Regions from separate parts of the Homo sapiens genome. Here region 1 is linked to region 2. The links are chromatin loops, found by intact Hi-C in ENCODE. Cell type or tissue: dorsolateral prefrontal cortex. All regions are shown on one strand. Region 1 overlaps DPP6 (dipeptidyl peptidase like 6). Region 2 overlaps DPP6 (dipeptidyl peptidase like 6).

Evidence for each region. Peaks named below come from ENCODE experiments on the same cell type or tissue, not always from the same donor. Only the 100,000 strongest peaks of a DNase experiment are listed, where the experiment ranks them.
Region 1: it touches region 2 in a loop (2.5-fold over the local background); 1 of 110 quality-filtered maps calls a loop at or near these places.

What each region holds. Positions count from the first base shown.
Region 1 is chr7:154,741,312-154,746,311 of GRCh38, forward strand. All of the region lies in intron 8 of DPP6 (dipeptidyl peptidase like 6), which reads left to right. Among named protein-coding and RNA genes, the nearest start is that of PAXIP1-AS2, 180 kb to the right of the region's middle. In dorsolateral prefrontal cortex, CTCF peaks have their summits at 3,106 (motif pointing left) and 3,311; a DNase peak (open chromatin) is centred at 3,110; H3K27ac peaks cover 4,459 bases.
Region 2 is chr7:154,502,045-154,507,044 of GRCh38, forward strand. The region is part of intron 3 of DPP6 (dipeptidyl peptidase like 6); the gene reads left to right. Among named protein-coding and RNA genes, the nearest start is that of PAXIP1-AS2, 420 kb to the right of the region's middle. In dorsolateral prefrontal cortex, CTCF peaks have their summits at 2,109 (motif pointing left) and 2,310; no DNase peak of the experiment used is centred here.

The sequences.
Region 1 (5,000 bases), 240 kb after region 2:
GCAACCTGGCAGAACCCAGGAAGGGTGAAGCCTCTGCATGCTGGCCACTCAGGCCTACGATTAGCCCCTCCCCAGCACATCCGTGCATTCAGCGCAAGGCCAAGCTCCATCCAGTCGATGGAAATGGGCACCTGAGCCTCAGAAACACCCAAAGAAGAGAGCACCTTTCAGCTCTTCATGGAAGAAAGCGAGCCAGCCAGCACCTTCTTCTTTTTGCAGGAATAAATATGTCTGGCACCTGGATTATTTTATTTAAAAGGCCAGCTGTGTGGACACCATGCCTATAAAGTATTGGGATTTTTAATGAATGTTAACCAAGGAAGAGCCCAGCTAGGATACTTCCTGTAGGTGTCACTTTGTGGAGGTCTTAGGTGCTATCCAACCCTAAGGACAAGGCAGCCAGGCCAGCTGAAGGATTTCAGATCAGCTCTTTCTCTGCTCACCACCCTCATTATTATCCACTTCTTTTATGGGTCCACTCAGATGCTCATGCTCACAGTCTTACCTCCCTTCTCTCCATCCAGAAAGGTGAAACCTCACCCACCGCCATGTGGCTCCCACATCCCAGTGTCCTGCATCTGTGTCTCCAGAAACATGGCAGAGATAGAAGAAATTTACATGTAGCAAAATTCATCTCTTCAAGAAGATATTCCAACACCTGACAGTGGCCCACACAGTCCTCATTTACTAGGGAATCCTATTTCGAGCCCCTTCTGGGCGCCCAGATTGGATGAGTCACTATGGATTGCAGTGCCCCACCCAACGGGGTACCTGAAAAAGAGGAAGAAAGGGAGGCAGGGAGGGAAGGAGATGAAGGAGGTCCAAGACAGGGACCCTTCCCTTGAGGAACTGATACACAGTCAGTCCGATGGAGGCCAAGACCACCTGCAGGAAGCAGCTCCTTCCTTCCATTATTCGAGTGGGATTCATGCATTTATTCTGCACCGAAGCCCTCTACCAGGTCCTCCAAGGGAGACAGAGATGCTTTAAGATCTGGACCTGCCTTCACAAAGTGTATATCCTGCAAGATGGTATTGAACCACATCCTAATTACATGGCACAAATCTTTCACACATTTAGACACTTTTGGCAGAATGGTATCTTCTGATTTAAAACTGCAGAAACATGAAAATTAGAAAACCAAACAACCATTAATGCATTAACTCAAGAGTTCATTCCTAAAATCCAAATTTCCTTCTCTGGAGATAGGACCAGATCATAGCTCCCAATCTTTTCTCCAGTTTTTGTTTTACGACATTTCGGATTTGAGATTCTGTAAGAAGTGACCTAATGTGAGCATTTCCTGATATGGAGGAGACGCAAAATAGCTCAGGGAAAAAGTTGATCATTAGAAAAATCTGTGGTTGTCCCACTGTCTCATCGTGCCACTGGGAGTTTCTGGCCTCCGCTGGCATCTCTGATGAATGTTCTATGCCAGGACAAAGAAGGCGGGCATGGGCCAGGCAGTCCCTCCAGTCAGGGAACGGTGGCCTCTCCCAGCTGCCTTGGTGTTTAGGAGGCCCTGTAAGGGTATTTGGGATCTCAAGAGCCTCTGGGACTTACGGGCAAAGGGCAGACCTTAAGAGCCAGTCCCTCCTCCCCCAAAATGTTTAGCAAGCCAGAAATTCCCCTTTACTGCTAAGTCAAAGGAAGATGTTCTTTGACTCTTCAGGGAGCATAACGTACCATCCTTTGATGGTCATACACATTAAAAGAAGATAAAGCCAGAAATAAAAGGGAAAGAAACAGTTATATGATTTTGGTGGGAATTTGCAGAAATACAGGCTGAAGCTGAAGTCTTCCATCAGGTGAGGTTTTTTCCATTGATCTCATCTCTCGGGCTCAGCTCTTTTATCTCCAGCGCATTTTGGATGTGGCTTCTCTTTCCACCTGCTGGGCCTTTAGATAGAGTACTTCCTTTTGTTTCAAGGTAGCATTTAACTGAGTCTGGAAAAACCATCATTAAGGGAAAATAAAGCTGAAAGATGAATTGAAAACTATGTAAAAGGGCCCTTTCAGGCTGCCGGAGAGATTGCCTTTCCAGCCTAATGAGCCTGTGCTGCCTCTGATTCAGATGGTGCAAGGACAGGAGAAAAGAATGGAGTTTTGTGCACTGCGATTTTCCAAAGCACATAATGCTTAGTCATTTGGGGTGTTAGGAAAGAGAGAAAGTCGGAGCGGAGTGTGTGGTGAAGTGAGAGAAAGAAAGAAGGCTGAATTTTCGTTAAGCTGCTCAAATGCCTGCTTTAACAAAAGTCTGCCAGGGCTAGAGGTGATTAGCCATCAGTGCTGCTGCTGTTTTTGCTGTCGTTTTTGCTGTTGCTGAAGTTTAAAGGTCCTGTGCCCCTTGGTATATACGCAGGGGATTGGTTCCAGGACCCCTGCATTACCAAAATTCAAACATACTCCAGTCCCAGTCAGCCCTGAGGACCCAGGTATATGAAGGGGTATATACGCAGGGGATTGGTTCCAGGACCCCTGAGTTACCAAAATTCAAACATACTCCAGTCCCAGTCAGCCCTGAGGACCCAGGTATATGAAAAGTCAGTCCTCCATATACAGGGATTTCACATCCCTCAAATACTGTACTTTCCATATGTATTTGGTTGAAAAAATCTGCACATAAGTCGACCCACGCAGTTCAAACCTATATTGTTCAAGGGTCTGCTGTCCCGTCCTTATGTGGGATGGTGACAAGCGGCCCTGTGTCCCATGGCGTGCAGCTGAGCGGCCTTGGTGCAGAGGTGGATTTGCAGCCAGTTGTCCACACATCCTGGATCCTCCCGGTGCGTCCTGTGTAATGGGTTAACTGGACCTGCCTAAGCCTGGGCCTCCCACCCCTCAAAAGCAGCTTCTCCAAGCTTTCCTACTTAAATTTCTCCAGCCACAGAGAGAAGCATTTATTGTCTCTCACCACACCCGCCCCCCAGTATAGAAGAAAGGAAGACTGGGGAATTGATCTCTCAGAGCACTTGGAGAAGCCACACGTCAGCAGCCAGTAAAGCTAGAATGAAAATCTGAGCGATCAAGGCAATGGAATAGAAAGTCAAAACCCAAACTTCATCTCTTCCCCACTAAAGGAACGGGAAGGGACACTGCCACCTGGCGGCCAGCCGAGGCATGTTCGGGGAGCCGATCCTCCTCCCTGGGCCCCCCACGGTGTTGATTTGTGGGAATTTGCAGATCTCTGATGATAATGAGGGGATTCGCAGTGTGTGATATGCAAATAACACAGCTCTGATTAGTGAAGGAGGCTGCGAGCCTTGCAAGGTAAAAGCTCCATTTGCCTTCTGGCTTGATGTTCGCTGATTTCTTTTTTAACCCCCCATTTAATTCTGCTCTCGGCACCTTGGATAAAATATTTAGTGGCAGGAAAAAGGCAACAGATGCAAGCAGGAATAAATAAGATTTTCTGTATTTAGAATGAGGCCACGTATTTCGGAGCACAGATCTATCAGGCATGTTATTTATGTCTTTTGCAATTTCCCGGGACCCAGATTTCTCAGGGTGCTTTGATTTTTCTCAAATATCTACAGCAGTAGGGGTCCAGGGAGCCCAGGGAGCACAGCCAGGCACTCACTCACAGTCAGAATCCAGGGGGCTGTGTTATTTAGGATGATCCGAAACGCGACCTTGCTGCCTGCATTCTGTTTTGATATGTATCTTGCCTCATTAAAAGATGACAATCTGCAATACTGATATTACTCAGGCAGATGGATTTCCCAAATGCTGGGCTATAGCCTGGGCTGCCAGACTGCATGAGGTTTAACATGGAAAATTAACTGCAGTCTTGTTCTCTGGTCTGCCAGGTCCAGCAGTGTAGTGGAAGGAGCAAAGGAGCAGGAATCAGGAGACTCACCAGGATCTGCCCTCTCCTGTCCTGTGATCCTGAGAAAATGGCTTGGTCTCCTCATCCTGGAGGTCTCCATAGTGGAGTGGGCTCAACATCACACCTGGAGTCAAGTCAAGGCTCCGCACGTCCCAGTGACCTAGAGCCAGTTGTCAACATCTCTGAGCCTCAAAATTCTCCTTTATAACAAATAATGTAAGCAGATCCACAGTCACTAGGAAGATTACAATAGAATTGCCAGAGTATCTAGCATTCAGTAAATATTTATTAACTAGATAGAAAAAAAATGTACCAGGCTTAGTAACACCCGGCCTTCCCATCTCATTAGAGGCTAGAATGCTCAATGGACACAGGGTGTGTCTTAGTCTGTTTTGTGTTGCCATAAAGGAATACCTGAAACTGGGCAATTTATAAAAAGAAGAGTTTATTTGCCTCAGGGTTCTATAGCCTGTGCAAGACACATGCACCAGCACCTGCTTAGCTTCTGGTGAGGCCTCAGGCTGCTTCTACTCATGGCAGAAGATGAAGTGGAGCTGGTTGTACAGAGATCACATAGTGAGAGAGAAAGCAACAGGGTGTTTAGGAGGTGCCAGGCTCTTTTATAACAGCCCGCCCTCACAGGAGTGAAATCAAGCGAGAACTCACTCACCCTTGGGGGAGGCCATTAACCTTTTCATGAAAAATCCACCCCCATGACCCACACACCTCCCACTAGACCCCACCTCCCATGACCCACACACCTCCCACTAGACCCCACCTCCAACATTGGGGATCAAATTTCAACACGAAGTTTGGAGGGGACAGGAAGCCAGGCCATAGCAGGGCATATAGCATTGGCATCAAAGCTAGGGTGTTGATTGGTTATGAATATTGTTGGTCCTGCCTCATTTATCAAGGAAAGAAGAAAAAAGAAGACTGTAGAAAGACTAAGTTCAGGGTATACATGAGTCTTCAAGAGAAGCCAGACAACATTCCAGGATTTCAGAAAGGGGACATGGCTGAGCTGGGTCTTCTCTTTGTGGGGAGACATGTCATTGGGCCTCTGAGTTCCAAAGACACAACCTGGAAAAAGCACAAAAAGACTGTCTACTTAGAAGATTTAGGATTTCCCGCATAGTCCCCAGGGCCTCCTCTGATCCTTTGACCAAGA
Region 2 (5,000 bases):
TACTGCCCTGCTAGATTTTGGACTTGCATGGGTCCTGTAGCCCCTTGGTTTTGGCCAATTTCTCACATTTGGAATGGCCGTATTTACCCAATGCCTGTACCCCCATTGTATTTAGGAAGTAACTAACTTGCTTTTGATTTTACACGCTAATAGACAGAAGGGACTTGCCTTGTCTCATATGAGACATTGGACTGTGGACTTTGGAGTTAATGCTGAAATGAGTTAAGACTTTGGGGGACTGCTGGGAAGGCATGATTGGTTTTGAAATGTGAGCACATGAGATTTGGGAGGGGCTAGGGGTGGAATGATATGATTTGGCTCTGTCCCCACCCAAATCTCATCTTGAATTGTAATTCCCACAATCCCCATGTGTCATGGGAGGAACTTAGTGGGAGGTGATGAATTATGGGGGTGGGTCTTTCCTGCGCTGTTCTAGTGATAGCAAATAAGTCTCATGGGATCTGAGGGTTTTAAAAAGGGGAGTTTCCCTGCACCAGCTCTCTTCTCTTGTCTGCTGCCATGTGAGACGTGCCTTTCACCTTCTGCTGTGACTGTGAGGCCTCCCCAGCCACATGGAACTGTAAGTCCAATAAACCACCTACTTTTTAAAATTGCCCAGTCTCGAGTATGTCTTTATCAGCAGTGTGAAAATGGACTAATACAACTTATGAGTTGAATTTGGGGTGAATTTACATTATATTGAATGTCAGGTAAGGAGACTGAACTCTATTTTGTAGTTCGTAGGAAGGCCAGCCTAGGGAGTTTTCATGGAGGGAAAAGTTAATGGAGACTGCTCTGTTGACAGGATGTAAATAGCAGCTGGGAAGGAAAATGACAACATGCAAAAGAGTCTTTTAAAGACTCTAGTGAAAATGTTTCACATGCCTGTGACTCAGTTCTGATGATGGCTGTGATGCTCATCATCAAAAAACTTGAACTTGTCTTTTAAGGTCTCTATCTGGTCAACAGCAGAATAACGGCTACCATGGACGGTTCTATGTGTGGTCCTGGATTTCCTAAGAATTCTCCTGATCCTTGCTTCCTCTGTTTCTGCTCTAGAAGGGAAAATTGGAGATCAGAGAGTTGAAGCTACACCTTGCAATACAGTACAGCCTTTATTTACACTATTAAAACCCCTTGGCCAAATGGACAAAGTGACAGGCTTAGCCCTTTGTATGTTTGTCCTTATATTTGCTTATTCAACAAGTATTCACAGAGCATCTTCACTTGCCAGGCCAGGTGATTCATAAGGAAACAGAGCCTCAAGGTAAAATCCAAAGAGCATGTGGTTTGAAGCCAATAGACAGGTACTCCAGTCCCAGGTTCCATGCTTACTACCCAATTGATTGCTGCCTCTCAGCCATTCCTTTCTTCACCTACACGATGTACCTGACCAGGCTTTTCTTATGTAACTACTGGAGGCAAGGTGGGCTCTCTTGACTGAAAGCACTCTGGGAACACACAATTTTGGCCACCATAAATGACATTAAAGAATACAACTTTTGCTTTAGAATCTGCGATTATTGTTTGACTTTAGCTAAGTAAGCATTTTGTCAAATCTAACAGCAAAAGCTTCTCAGTAAAGGAGCATTTCAAGAAACCTGTGACCCTCATAGCCACAACATTTAAGATCAGCATCAAATATTTTGTGTAAAGGTTCCACAGATGTTTGATTTTTTGGGGTAAGGAAACTGAGGCTTACAGATGTTTTTGAGACTTAAAGAATTGACACGTCAGTCTCTAAATGAAAAACTGCGATTAAAACCCAATGCTTCTGCATCAGGAGGACTAGCTAATGGTTGCTGGGCTTAATATCTGGGTAATGGGTTGATCTGTGCAGCAAATCACCATGGCACATGTTTACCCATGTAACAAAGCTGCACATCCTGCACATGTACCCTGAAACTTAAAAGTTGATGAAAAAAAACCAATGTTCCTGATTTATAGATAAGTAATAAAAACAACAAAGTATCCTTTTAGCTGAATGATCCCTGCTTGCTAACATTGATGAATTTAGAAATGTGTCTTCAGTTGACCTCTACTCACTATTATTTTTAATTAGTTTTCTTAACAGCCTTAATAGTGTTTAGAGCATTTTATGAAACAGTGCCCTCTAGTGGCTAAGGATACACTTTTAAATTGCAATAACAGGTGCTATTTTTAGCTAGCTGGAGAATTGATGGCGAGGCTGGCATTTAAAGAGATGTATTATCTTGTGGCAGATGTGTATATTGTACATGTGTAGCAAATAAGCATGAAGACAGTTACTGTCTGGCTTGTTAACTAGGTGTATGATTTCTTGATCACCGACCTATTAAATCACTTATTAATATATAATCTTATCGTGAGTGTAAATTTAGCTGCCTGTCATTTATAATAACATTAGCGATGTGACGTATGATCATTTGAGCAAGAGCACTGCTTTCTGCCAAAGCCAAGAGCCTCAATAATTATTTTTAAACTGTAGTTAGGTATGATTTAAAAGAGATGTGAGTACAAGAATAGATAACTCAAGGATCAACGTATGGGACCTAATTTTTATGAAAAATTACTCCTGTCTCATTCTTCTTTTCTTGTCCAACAGATCATTACAACCCAAAAGCTCAATACCATATTCCTCAAAATGCAAATTAAATACTGCCTCTCAAAATAGCCTTTCTTAACTAAAAATATCCAAGTTTATCTTTTACAAATTTAGGCAGTTTTTGGTTAAAAAGACAAAACGGTAATGGAAAATATACAGTATCAGGGTGTTTTTTTTTTTTGCTGTGGAATGCTATTAAAATTACATGTTTTTGAAACTTGTCGTTTGTGGTTTTAAATCCTCAATCATGCATTACCTAATATATGCATATCTGGGTCCATGCAGTCAAAGTTACCATGTTGAAAGAGATTTTGCAGTTTAGGAAAGTAAGGATCATAAATGTTTAGTGAATTAAGCTGACAAAAACTATTCCATTTTGTAATTGCAGAATCAGAACTAGGAGACTGTCTCTTGACTACCTGGAATGTATGATTTACACTTGTGTTCTGGACAGCAGCATCTGGAAAGTCTAAATACTGTAGTCTCTTCAGAGACTTCCAACTCAGATTCCTGGGATTCCAGAGCTGGCAGGATCCCCTGTAGTCTGGCACAGACCTCTCAGCCCATACTAATCCTTGGCTTAATTTTATTCTGAAAGACTTTTTAAAATAAACTTTTTATGTTTTAGAATAGATTTACATATATAGCAAAGTTGCAAAGGTAGTACAGAAAGTTTCCACATGCCCCAAACCCATTTTCCCCTATTATTATCATCTTATATATTATGCAACGTTTGACACAATGAATTAATAGTATTGATATAATGCATCACTGTTAGACAAAATTTATGCTTAATTCAGATTTTCTTAGCTTTCACCTAATGTCCCCTTTATCTCCCAAGGATCCCATCCGGGACACCGCAGTGCATCTCTTTCAGTTCCTCTTGCTGTGACAGCTTCGCAGAAGTTCCTGTTTCTTGATTTGGGTGACCTTGACAAAAGGGTACTTGAGGAACATGGGTCACGTCTTTTATAGAATATTCTTCAATTGCATCATTTCTGTTTTGTTTTGTTTCATTTTCCCTCCTAAGTAGACTGGGTTTATAGGGCTTTGGGAGGAAGACTACAGAAGTAAAATGCCTTTCTCATCACATATCTAAGGAACAGGCTATCAACATGATTTATGGCCATTGGTGTTGACCTTGATCACCTGGCTAAAGTCGTACTTGTCATTTTCTCTACTGTAACTACATTTTTTTACCCCTCTTTCTATACTGTGCTCTTTGGAAGGAAGTCACTATGCATAGCCCTCACTTGGAGTGGAAGGCAATGCTCTTTCTTCTTGAGAGCAGGGTATCTGTAGAAATTACCTGGAATTCTTCCATATGGAAGATTTGTCTACTCTCCCCCATTTATTTATATTTATTTATCTATAAATTATGTATTTATTATTTATTTATTGAATCATTTATTAATATCAGTATAGACTTAGAGATACTTATTTAAGACTGTTGGAAGTCATTGTTTAATTGCCAAGATTTGAAAAAGTTGATTTTGACAATGTTTGCAATCTCATTGCTTTTCTGGAAGAGATTTTTGGAGATCTTAACTCTGCTATTTGGATGTAGCTCCTTTTTTTGTAGGATTTTACACACAGTTTTTTTTTTCTCAGTTTTTGTTGTGTTCAGAATGGCCTGAACTCTGACACAGTTGATATTGGATGATATTCTTATCCCTTTCAATGCTCTCAAGAATTTTCAGTAAAGATTTTTTAAGTTTCACAATTTTTTGTGCTACCAGGAGAAATGTGTCTTTAGAGGGTGACTATTGAATATATAGAAACCCACATTCCTGAGATTTTTTTGTGTTTAATGGTATATTTCATAATAATACAACTATCTTAAAAAGAATCACATTGGCATATTTACTCTGCATTATTCAAATGGCTAATGCTTTGAGAAGGAACATCCTCTTTATAATAAAATGAGTGCTGTCTTGTTTGGCTTATTTAGTATCAAATTAATGTGATACTCAGTGTTTCATTAAGTTCCTCCAAATAACCAATTTTAAAGCAACTTCTTCATTCTTTCATGGATATAATGCTAAAGGCGTAAAAAGATGATGACCCATATTATCTGAAAGAGAAAAACATGATTTCTCCTTTCTCTCTTAAAATTAAGATCTATATTTATGATAGCAAAAGTCAGGTGCTTCTCTCCCCACCTTTTAGAAGCTGCTTAGTGTGATCAGGGGATAACTACAGAGAAGCGCTATCAAACATTTCTTTCTGCACTTTCAGTTAGGAGGATGATGAATGCATACATACACATTTTCCCTTTCTAGTAGCAATAGATTAACACTGTTGGGAATAATTCCCCTAGAAAGTTTTCCGAGAGCCTGGAAATTTCACATCATACTTTTCTAGCCCTGGGTCACTGTGAGTTTGCCAAAGCCTCCAGCAGATAGATAAATTGGTT